2 separate regions of the Homo sapiens genome follow, and region 2 is linked to region 1. The links are chromatin loops, found by intact Hi-C in ENCODE. Cell type or tissue: heart right ventricle. All regions are shown on one strand.

Evidence for each region. Peaks named below come from ENCODE experiments on the same cell type or tissue, not always from the same donor. Only the 100,000 strongest peaks of a DNase experiment are listed, where the experiment ranks them.
Region 2: it touches region 1 in a loop (3-fold over the local background); 26 of 110 quality-filtered maps call a loop at or near these places.

Annotation. Positions count from the first base shown.
Region 1 is chr18:55,222,358-55,227,357 of GRCh38, forward strand. TCF4 (transcription factor 4) reads right to left here. Exons shown (of 20, transcript NM_001083962.2): 20 at 1-5,000. Among named protein-coding and RNA genes, the nearest start is that of LINC01929, 100 kb to the left of the region's middle. In heart right ventricle, no CTCF peak of the experiment used is centred here; no DNase peak of the experiment used is centred here; H3K27ac peaks cover 2,426 bases.
Region 2 is chr18:55,852,561-55,857,560 of GRCh38, forward strand. It overlaps LOC107985183 (a long non-coding RNA gene), which reads right to left. Exons shown (of 3, transcript XR_001753452.2): 3 at 313-387. Among named protein-coding and RNA genes, the nearest start is that of LINC01416, 65 kb to the right of the region's middle. In heart right ventricle, no CTCF peak of the experiment used is centred here; no DNase peak of the experiment used is centred here.

The sequences.
Region 1 (5,000 bases):
TTAAAACACACAGTAAGAACATAAGAACATCTCAAATCATTTAGAAGGTAAAAGGGGGTTATCAACCAAAATCTTTGGAAATTTCATAAAATTTAAATATCTGCAAACAGTCCAACCAAAAACGAAAAAAAAAAAAATCCCAACATTTGGCTATGGAGGGCACTTCACATGTGAACCAAATGGCGTTATAACATTTTCCTTCAACTAGTCACTAAACCCAATTAGAAAGAATACAAGAGCAATATTGGAGACATCCCCAAATACCACGTACTTGATTAGAACATTCTGTTATGAAGCGCTCAGCTACCGCGGGCTTTCCTTTACATTGCATACATTACTTTACATTTCTACAGTGCAATGTTGAAATAGCCTCCAAATTTTGCAAAGTAGATTGATGTCCATTCTACAAAAATATTAACTTACAGTACATAACACTGAATAATTTTAATCTGTACATTTTTTTCCTTCCATGATAGTTGACACACGTCAGTTTGTACAAGTTAGAAAAAAACATCTGGTTGTTTACATCTGGATTAATAGTCAACAGAGGCAACCAGAAGTGGTGGGGCGGATGTAGTTTGAGAAAGTATAAATACAGTGTTAATATTAACTGTAGTTAACAATATTCAGCTTTTAACAAAGTGATACAAAATAAATCATCTTAGATTTTTGACTGAAAAGATCTGAGAATGTTCTGCCAAACAGCCGACCAACTGGTGCAAAAGGTTAAGGCTGACTTGACTTAGCAACCTGCAGCACAACCGAAAACACTGGTGCAGTTCAGAGCTCTTCAAATGCATAGCTTCAGTGTTACACACACATTAATTATATTCCTTCAATTAGTTAATCCTCTAGACAGTTTTCTTTTTGTTTTGCATGCATCCCGTTCCATTTTCATTAAGGGCATCTCTTCCTTGATCAATCATGTGCTTTGCTTTTCAATTTGTTTTTGTGATTTTTTTTGTATGTTTTGTTTGTTAAGCTGTCAATACCTCCAACACTTGGAAAATGAAATATAGATGCGTTTTACTTACAGAAGAGAATCATAGCTATATGGACAATGCAAAATGAAATGAAACAAGTGTCAGAAACAGTTTATAAAAATGGCACATTTATTGCTACAGAACGGTCATGTACATGACTTCATCGAATAACTACAGATGGGAAACAGGTAATGGCCTTGACCAAGCTGGGTTTGTTTTTGTCTTGAAGGAACTCCAGCACACAACCTGTTTGGACACTTCTACAAATCAGAAATACACCAAAAACATGAAAAAATCGAGGCACTCAGCCACACATTGAAAACAAGGTGTAACTGTTTATCTTTTTTTTTTTTTTTGAAATGTTTTCCCTTTTTTTTTTTTTAACAATTTTTTTAAGTTTTTAATGCTGCAGCTATGTGTACAGTCGCAAAAAATTTCCCCGCTGCGACCTACAACTAAAAACAAAAACAAAAACAAAAACAAAACAAAAAACAAACAAAAAAGCTACCCATACAGTTTCATCTTGGTAACACATGGTAAAATAACATCTTTTAAATAGTAAAATAAAGTAACAAACTTTTACTCATAATGATTCCAAAAATCTACAAAGAAGAAATATTCAGAATCTGACAATTTTTTTGTAATATTCATGGTATAAAAGGATTGCTCCTGCGAAAAATAAGCCAAATATATTTTTTATTTTTAAATTTAGTTTTTTTTTTTTCCTACTAGGGTGTACTACAGTCTATTTTATAGCAAAAGAGCACTAGACAAACAAAGCTTTATAACAAAAAGCCAGGCACTGATACATGGTAAATCTCTGCTTTTTTTTTTTTTTTCTTATCTTCACTTAATTGCATCACAAGTAACAAGAATGAAAAAGGCCACAGTTCATATATTTTCACCATTACATATGTCTATAATACTTGAAATGAGTATGGCAAAACCAGCACTGCACAAAGATGAGTCCACTTCAAGTCCCATGAGAAAGAGCATGTCTCTAAAGAAAAACAAACAAAACCAAAGCAAAATAAAAAGAGAGGCCTAAAGGCCTTGGTGCCCCATTGTGTTGGAATTCATCATATTCCATCTTGACTTTTTTGCTTCCAGTCAGCCAGCAGACTAAATTTTTGTGCTTGTTTATGCTGAAATTGATTCATTCCTGACTCAAGTTCACTTTTGGACACAGATCATATTCTGCCTGTTGGATGCAAAAGATGAAAATCCTCTTAACTCCAAGTCTTGGTTCGACTCCCTCCCCACTCCCCAACCCCTCATCAAAATCAAGATCACAAATAAAAAAAAAAATTCAGAAATAGGAAAAAGTGAAAAATAAAAAGGAATCGGAAGACTGAATCAGAACCAGTTGCACCACTGGGTGGACTGACAGTTGTATAAACATTAGTGTTCCTTGCAGCTACACAGAAGACAAATGGTAAAAATTTCTAGATGAACAGATCCCTATTCTGCATATTCATAAATTACTTGAATGTGGAGGTGGATCAACTGCTCCAAGTTGCTTTTAAAGTCCGAGTTTCTGAAAGAGATCCCCAGCCTAAGTGTCGTCATACAGATAGCGTAGTATGGACCCTTTTGAAATTTTTGTATAGTACTTTAATCTTAACTGTCTTCTGCTGAACTTCATTTGAAAATCCAGTGCAGGATACCAATATCTTACCTGGGTTTGATAATTACAAAACAACAACAATAAAAAACACACTAAAAAGGCCACATTCCCTTTTTTTCTTTTTTAATGGGGATACAACCCAATTAATATGGATAGGTGCAGATTATGTTTCTCCACCAAGCAAAACCTAGCGAGCAGCTTTCAGTGGCCGTTAGAATTTTCACTTATTTCCAAAGGGAATTCAACAATAGAGGTATTGCATTACTGAGTAATGAATACATCAAAGCTGGTGAACAATAAATTGCAGCTTTTACTCTGAGTGAGAACAAAATATAAAGCACCAATTTAAAAAATAATCAAATGACTACAATTTACTTTTTTGCTTTGTTTACAGATTTGAAAAACTTTAATTCAGCTCTATTAAGCACCTTTATGATAACATGTATCAAAAGTGCCATTCTTAAAATGTACATCAATGCAGGGAGTGTTTCCAGTTCCCTAAAGAGTAAACACCGTATTTTCTTCTGTACACTTATCCTGAATGTGATCAGAGTATACCTGCTTCCTATATAATATTGTTCCTAGGGATACCCGCCTTGGTAGACTATACAAAATGAGTGCAGAATGTACCACTAAAAGGAAATCTTTAACATACGGAGGGAACAAATACACATGGTTTTCATTATTCAGGGAGGAGGAGAGAGTATACATTATTGTCTTCCATGTCCTTCTCTGAGCCTCTTTGTTCATACATTTCACAGGAAAGCCCCAAAATAACTTTTCATGAAGTTTGATTTCTGCTATTCTCCTAAGGTTTTAATCCACCTCCACATTTTAGGAACTTATCAACAAATCAAAGTTATTTTAGTTTTATCGCTACTGAACATATTTACAGTTTTTCAACACACACACAGCTAATCAAAATGTTTATGGGTTTGTAAAAGATGACCACGTGGTAACTATCTTATTTGTTCTTACATTTTCAGAAATGAACATAAAATTCTGATTCTTGTAGCTATTTCATTTAAATGAGACTTCTTTTTAAACCACAGTTTTTAAAAAAAAACAAAAACTGATACAATGTATTAAAACACATAATAACAAGAGTCTACATGTAAAAATATAACTTTTACATACACAATTTCAAAATAATGATACGTTTGCCATTTGTTGCATAAAATTTACAAATGTATTTCATTACTATATAACTGGCAAAACAGGAGAACAGATGGAACATTTAGACCATTTCAATGGATTTATGGCATTTACTCAGTGCTGATAGGTGGAAAAACTACTTGAACAGGGATTTTTTTTTTTCTTAATACATGCCAAGAATTGTGTGGCTGTAAAAATAGAAACAAGTTAGAGACAAAAGGATGCTGACAAATACTTAACTAGGAGCACTATTTGTTTACTGCACTATACACCAAAGTCAATCATTATAAAGATTCACGATGGAAGTTGGTTCAATTGTGCCCAGACGTCAAAGCTAGCTATCTGATGAGTCGCTGTGCCATAGCTTGATCTATGTTTCTATCAAATATGGTAAGTATAAACTTCATTCATACTGGCCAGAGAAATACTGCACTACCCCTCCTCAAAAAAGTGCAACTTAATGCTTTAGGACTTATAAGGCTTGTTATAATGCTGCATGATGATTGAATATTGGCATTTTTCAGACGAAGGAGGAGGCAGTTAAGTCATCTACATTTTAGTAAACCCATTTTGAAAAAAAAAATCAAGAAAGCAACAAAATCAATCAGCTCTGTCACACTACTTGCAATTTTCTCATTTGACGGTTTTTGAACTTTACTTGTTTTTTTTGTTTTTGTTTTTTTCCAAAAATCTGACCATGTATTCAGAAACGCCTCACTGCACACTACTTCGGCTACACAGGTAGGTAACACTTTAATCATTTTGTTAAATCACAGCCACTTTGATTATGTTATGTTTCCGATGATATAAACATTGGAAGGCACAGTGGTAACATTGTAGCATTCTAACCTTGTACCTCTGAAAATCCCAGAATAGGTTCACAAACGCAACATTACAATTCAGACAAACTCTTTTTGCCATGTCTTGGTAATGCTGCTTGTAATATCTACACATGATGTGACTTTTAAGTCCTGTGTTCCCAAAAGACTGGAGAAACAACTTTCTACTTATTTATGAATGAGAAGCAACATCAGGGTCAGCATTTCATCCTGCACTACCCCTCTGGAAGCAGAGTTGGCACTACAGGTTACGATAACAAACCAGGGAAAGGGACAGAAATAAGACCAAAAAAAAAAAAATCCATATTTACAGTAAAATCTTTCTTTTAAAAAAGTTAATCAGTACTATTTTTTTACAGGAGAAAAAAGTCTGAAACAAATGAACAAAAGCTTACC
Region 2 (5,000 bases), 630 kb after region 1:
CCCCTCATCCCTAAGGGGGCTACGCTAGAACATGATCCCAATATTTTGTCAAATGTTTTCTGGGTACATGACCATACCAAATAAAGACTATATTCAAGCTTTCCTGGCAAGTATGTGTGGCCTTGTACGTTCTGGTGTCTGGGATATGAGTGGAACTCCTGCCTATATTTTCTGGGTCATACCGTTAGGGAAGGGGCATGCTTCCTTTCTCTTTTCCCCATTCCACAGGCTGGATATGGACACAGTGATGCCCCATTTTGGGGATGCAGATGAGGGCAAAGTCTCCAGGATGGCCAAACAACAAGAGAGAAGGAGCCTGGGGCCTGGACTCCATGTAGCCCCACAGCAGACGAGAGTCCTGATGACTTCCCAGAGGAGAGCCACCTCCTAGCAGGCATGAGAGAGTGATAAATGTGAAAGAAAAATCATCTTTTGTCTTACTCAAGTCACTGCTACTTTAAGTTTCTAATTCATGCTCTGAGCCTATATCCCAACTAAAACAGTGAATCAAAAAGCTTTCACAGAAACATTTGGGCCAAGCAATCTAGAAAGTGCAACATTGAGAACTGGGCTGAAATCTAAGAGAATTTAGATTATCTCAAATAATTAGTTTTTTGGCATTCAGAAAAAAATAGCTTAAAAATAGAGAATGATAAAAATAATTAATTGCACAGTCTGAGAGAATGGCATTTACAATGCATTATGGAAATCAGTACTTACAACGTTTTTTAGCTGGAAGGAATGTGAAAGTTTACCTGGTATCATTACCTGGCCCAACCACCTAATTTTAGAGCAGGGTTTCTCAGCCTTGACACTATTGATATTTTGGGCTGGATAATTCTTCATTGTTAGGGCCTGCGCTGTGCATTATAAGATGAGTCGCAGCAACCCTGGCCTCCACCCACTAGATGCCAGTATTACCAACCCTCCAATCATGACAGTCAAAAACATCTCAACACACTGCTAAATGTCCCTGGGGTTGTGGGGGATTGGCTCCCAACTGAGAAGCACTGTTTTAGAGATCAGGAAATTGAGATCCAGCCAGCTTAGGAGTCAGATTCCTTCTCTATGCTGCTGTCTTCATGCAAGTTTTGAAAATGCTAGTCTTTTACAATACTGATCTAGAATTTAGGAAAACATTAGAAGGAAAATTCTTTAAAATAAAATTTAAAAGAGTGATAGCAATAGCTGATATTTATGAAAATCAAGTTTGCTTTGACATCGTCTTACTTAACCTTCACTTATAACTCTATGGACCAAGTTTCTCCCATTTTAAGTTGAGGAAATGGAGCATCGTCAAGGTCAAGTAGACTTACACAAGGTCATACAGCAAAGAACCAGTAGAACCTGCATTTAGACCTGGCCTTGAACCCACTCAGCACTTTAATATAAAGTGAATAATAAGCAAAGCATCTTTCCGTGTTGAATCAAATTACCAAGTCAACAAAGGCAAGTTGAATATATATATGTCTGGATAAGTTCAAATTTTCTTTAGCCAATTTATATATTCTCTCATTCAATAAACATTTATTGAATGCTGACTATATGCATAGCACTGAAGGATAATGAAAAGATAAAATAATTTCGATTTATTGCCAGATGCTGATACAAATTTTACATGCATGTATTCTTTGATTCCTTACATATACACTAGGATATTCGTTCTATTATTATGATCATGTTATAGATGAGGACATAGAGTCATCAGGTGTTGATGTAACTTGCTGAAAGTCATGCAGCTGAAAGCAGCATAACAAGGTGTCAGATCCAGGCAGTTTGACTCTGTTAGTTTTCTAGAGTTGCAACAACAAAAGACTACAAACTGGGTGGCTGTCAAGAAGAAATTTGTTGTCTTCCGGTTCTGGAGGCTAGAAGTCCAAAATCAAGGTGTCAGCAGAGACATGCTTCCTCTGAAACTTGCAGAGGAATCCTTTTATACCTCTTCCTAGCTTCTGGTGGTTTCTGGCAATCCTCAACATTCTTTAGCTTGTAGCTGCTTAACTCCAATCTTTTCCTTCATCATCATGTGACATTCTCCTTGTGTCCCTGTGTATTCACATGCTGGTCTTAAAAGAACACTAGTCATATTGGATTGGGGGCCACTTAACTCCAGTCTGACCTCATCTTAACTAATTACATCTGTAACCACCCTATTTCCAAACAGGGTCAAATTCTGAGGTACTGAGGGGTAGGAGTTAGGACTTCCAACACATCTTTTTTGGAAGAGACAATTCAACCCATGACAATTCTTAATTAGCACACCATTGTGCCTGTTTGTAAGTATGATGGAATCCTTGTCCCTAGGGAGCTCACAGAGGCACAGGAAATAAGGCATGTGAACAAATAATCGCAATAATACAAATGCTAGAGTCACTTCATTGGTGTCATAGGAGAGGTAAAAACAATGAGCTGTGGAAGTTTGGAGAAGGTGGAGAGATTTAACTGAGTCTGTGGAAGGAGGTGGTGATGGGTAGACCTTTTCCAGGAGGTGATGGGTAGGCCTTTTCCAAGATTCCGTTTCCAGAGAGTCACAGGAAACTTGAAGGGAGGTTTAAGGACACACAGAACTGCATTCATACAATGCATGGGGCTGGGAAAACTCAGGACTGGTTCCTAAAATAAGGAGCTACCCAATAGTACGTAGAGTCTACACATAATGATAGTAGGAGGTCAGAATATCATAACTTTTCAGGATCAGTACTTCATGACACCAACTAGAGTAGCTTTTTCCTTTAAGGAAGGCAACATATTGCACAAATGGAGTTACCAAAGCCAAGAGATGTTAAATGACCTGCCCTGTTAGCATAACTAGTTAATGAAGGAGAATGGTGAATTGGGGACACATTTTTTTTATCTCTCAATGAATCTGCCTGTTTTTTTCTCTATCATAAAGCTAGAACAATAGATTGGGGAGGCATCATGAGTGATTGAATGCCAGGCTAAGAGTCTAATTTAACTGAGTTACACAATGACAATGTTTGAACATGATGAAGTTGTCATCTCCAAAGACCCATGGGTAGACAAGGTGCTGTATGAAGAATGGGGCCAGGAAGAAAAGGGCAGGAGCTCACAGAGGCTCAGGATGGAGGTAATAGGGGCTCAAATTGCCATCAAGCATTGGGAGTGAACATGAGGAAGTAAAGAGAAGAGTCTTCAGATAGAAAACAGAAACCCTTGAATATTTGAATGTGAGGGTCAGGAGGTCAAGAAGACTTTGAGGTTTGGGGCCCTAGAGATAATGGCAGTGCCACCAACACAGATGGAGAATTCATGGGATTGTAAATGGTGATCAGCCATGCAGATTTGCCTGGACAGAGGCAAGGCAAATCAGAGGTGGAACTTTCAGTGCTAAAAGCCTGAAAGTCCCAGTCAAAAGTCCTGGGGTGAGTTGGTCTCCCTAGAGGAGAAGCTGGTTTTTGCTTTCATTTTATTTTTTATGGGGATAATTAATACTAGATTTAGACTTATAAAATCTAAAAATAGGACAGGAATCTTAATTTTTTTTTTTCAGCTCTAAACTTCTATGAACCTATGAATACAGCTAAGATCACCTTAACTGGCTGCATTTACAAAGTTGAAGAATGGTAGAATCAGCAATGAATGAGTTAGTTTTGGAGGTTAACATACTGGAAGGTTCCTGCCTTTAGTCAATTAATTCTTCAGATCTAAATCTCAGCCTGTGACTCAGGCCTCCCAATGTAAGCCTTACCTGCTCTTCAATTTGCTGTTTATTTCACAATGAGAAGTTTCTGTAAAATCACCATGTTTCTCTTGCTTGGATGTAAAAAGAATTGCAAGGCTTTGACAACACTTTTCCTCCTTTGTTGTGAGCAGATCCTTGATCTAAGAGTTGTTCATATCAAATCTGCCCTGAGGGTTTGTCTGCGGAATGTCTGCTAAATGAGTCACCAGCTCCTTATTCACATTCGGACTAGAAAGGTATGTTGGAAGAGCTCCTGATTTCCCAGGCTTTTCCTGAAACTTAGTTTAGATAGTAAGAAGTAATTTTTCATTGCAGTGCACATGAAATTAAGCATGCAATTGCCATTATTAATGGGTCTTGTGCATCTCATTTCTCCCCCTACACAGTTACATATACACATGCTGGAAGCTGAAGCTGTGTAGGTTGTTCTATGAGAATTATAAAATCTGTAATCTGTCTCTTGGGTTGCATGCACAATTCATTTTTTTATTGAAGGAAAACTGAGCCTTGGTCTCTGACATCTCAAAGGGCTTGCCCAAAAGAATTTCTTTCTGGTGTAAGTATTTGAGTCTTATGTTCTATCTTTTATAATATGACCATGTCACCAAAATATGCTAAAAAATGCCAATAGCACTTTCTTCTGTAATTTTGCATATTCAGCATTGACCACATTCTGTTCATCACCTCAACACATCAGGAATTAATATCCTCTGTTTATTTATAAATTACCATCTTTTCATGACAAAAAAGGTCTTCCATGGTGTTTTAGTTATGTGTCTCAGTGATGTGGGGAGATATCTCTTCTAGGGATGTAACAGTTTTGGTCTTTGATGCCTGAATTTTCCTAGAAAAAAATGTTTTAGCATTTTTTTCTCTTTTAAACTAGGAGTGGGAGTCATTAGTGCTCAGTAAATATTTCTGGTGACCTTGTCTGTTCTCACCTTATCTTTGTTGGCCCAGTTTGGGGCAGTTTACAACTTTAACAGAGGAAATCTGGATTAGTTAGAGTAGGCAAAAGACATGGAATAAAGAATAAAAGAATCAGGAGTTGCTGACTTTTAAAAGCAAGAAGGCACTGAAATTATCTAGCATTAAAAAAAAAAAAGAAGAAAAGAAAAAAATCAATGACCAGGCATGATGGTGCCACCTGTGACTTAGAAAGGGGGCTTACTTATATCCCTTTGAGCACTTTTGTGGGGTTTTCTTGGCAAAATTGATAGTGGATAGAAGCCTACAGGTGAAAGCCATTACTTAAACCATGAACTTCAGCAATTCTTCCAGCTTAATCATCTGGGCA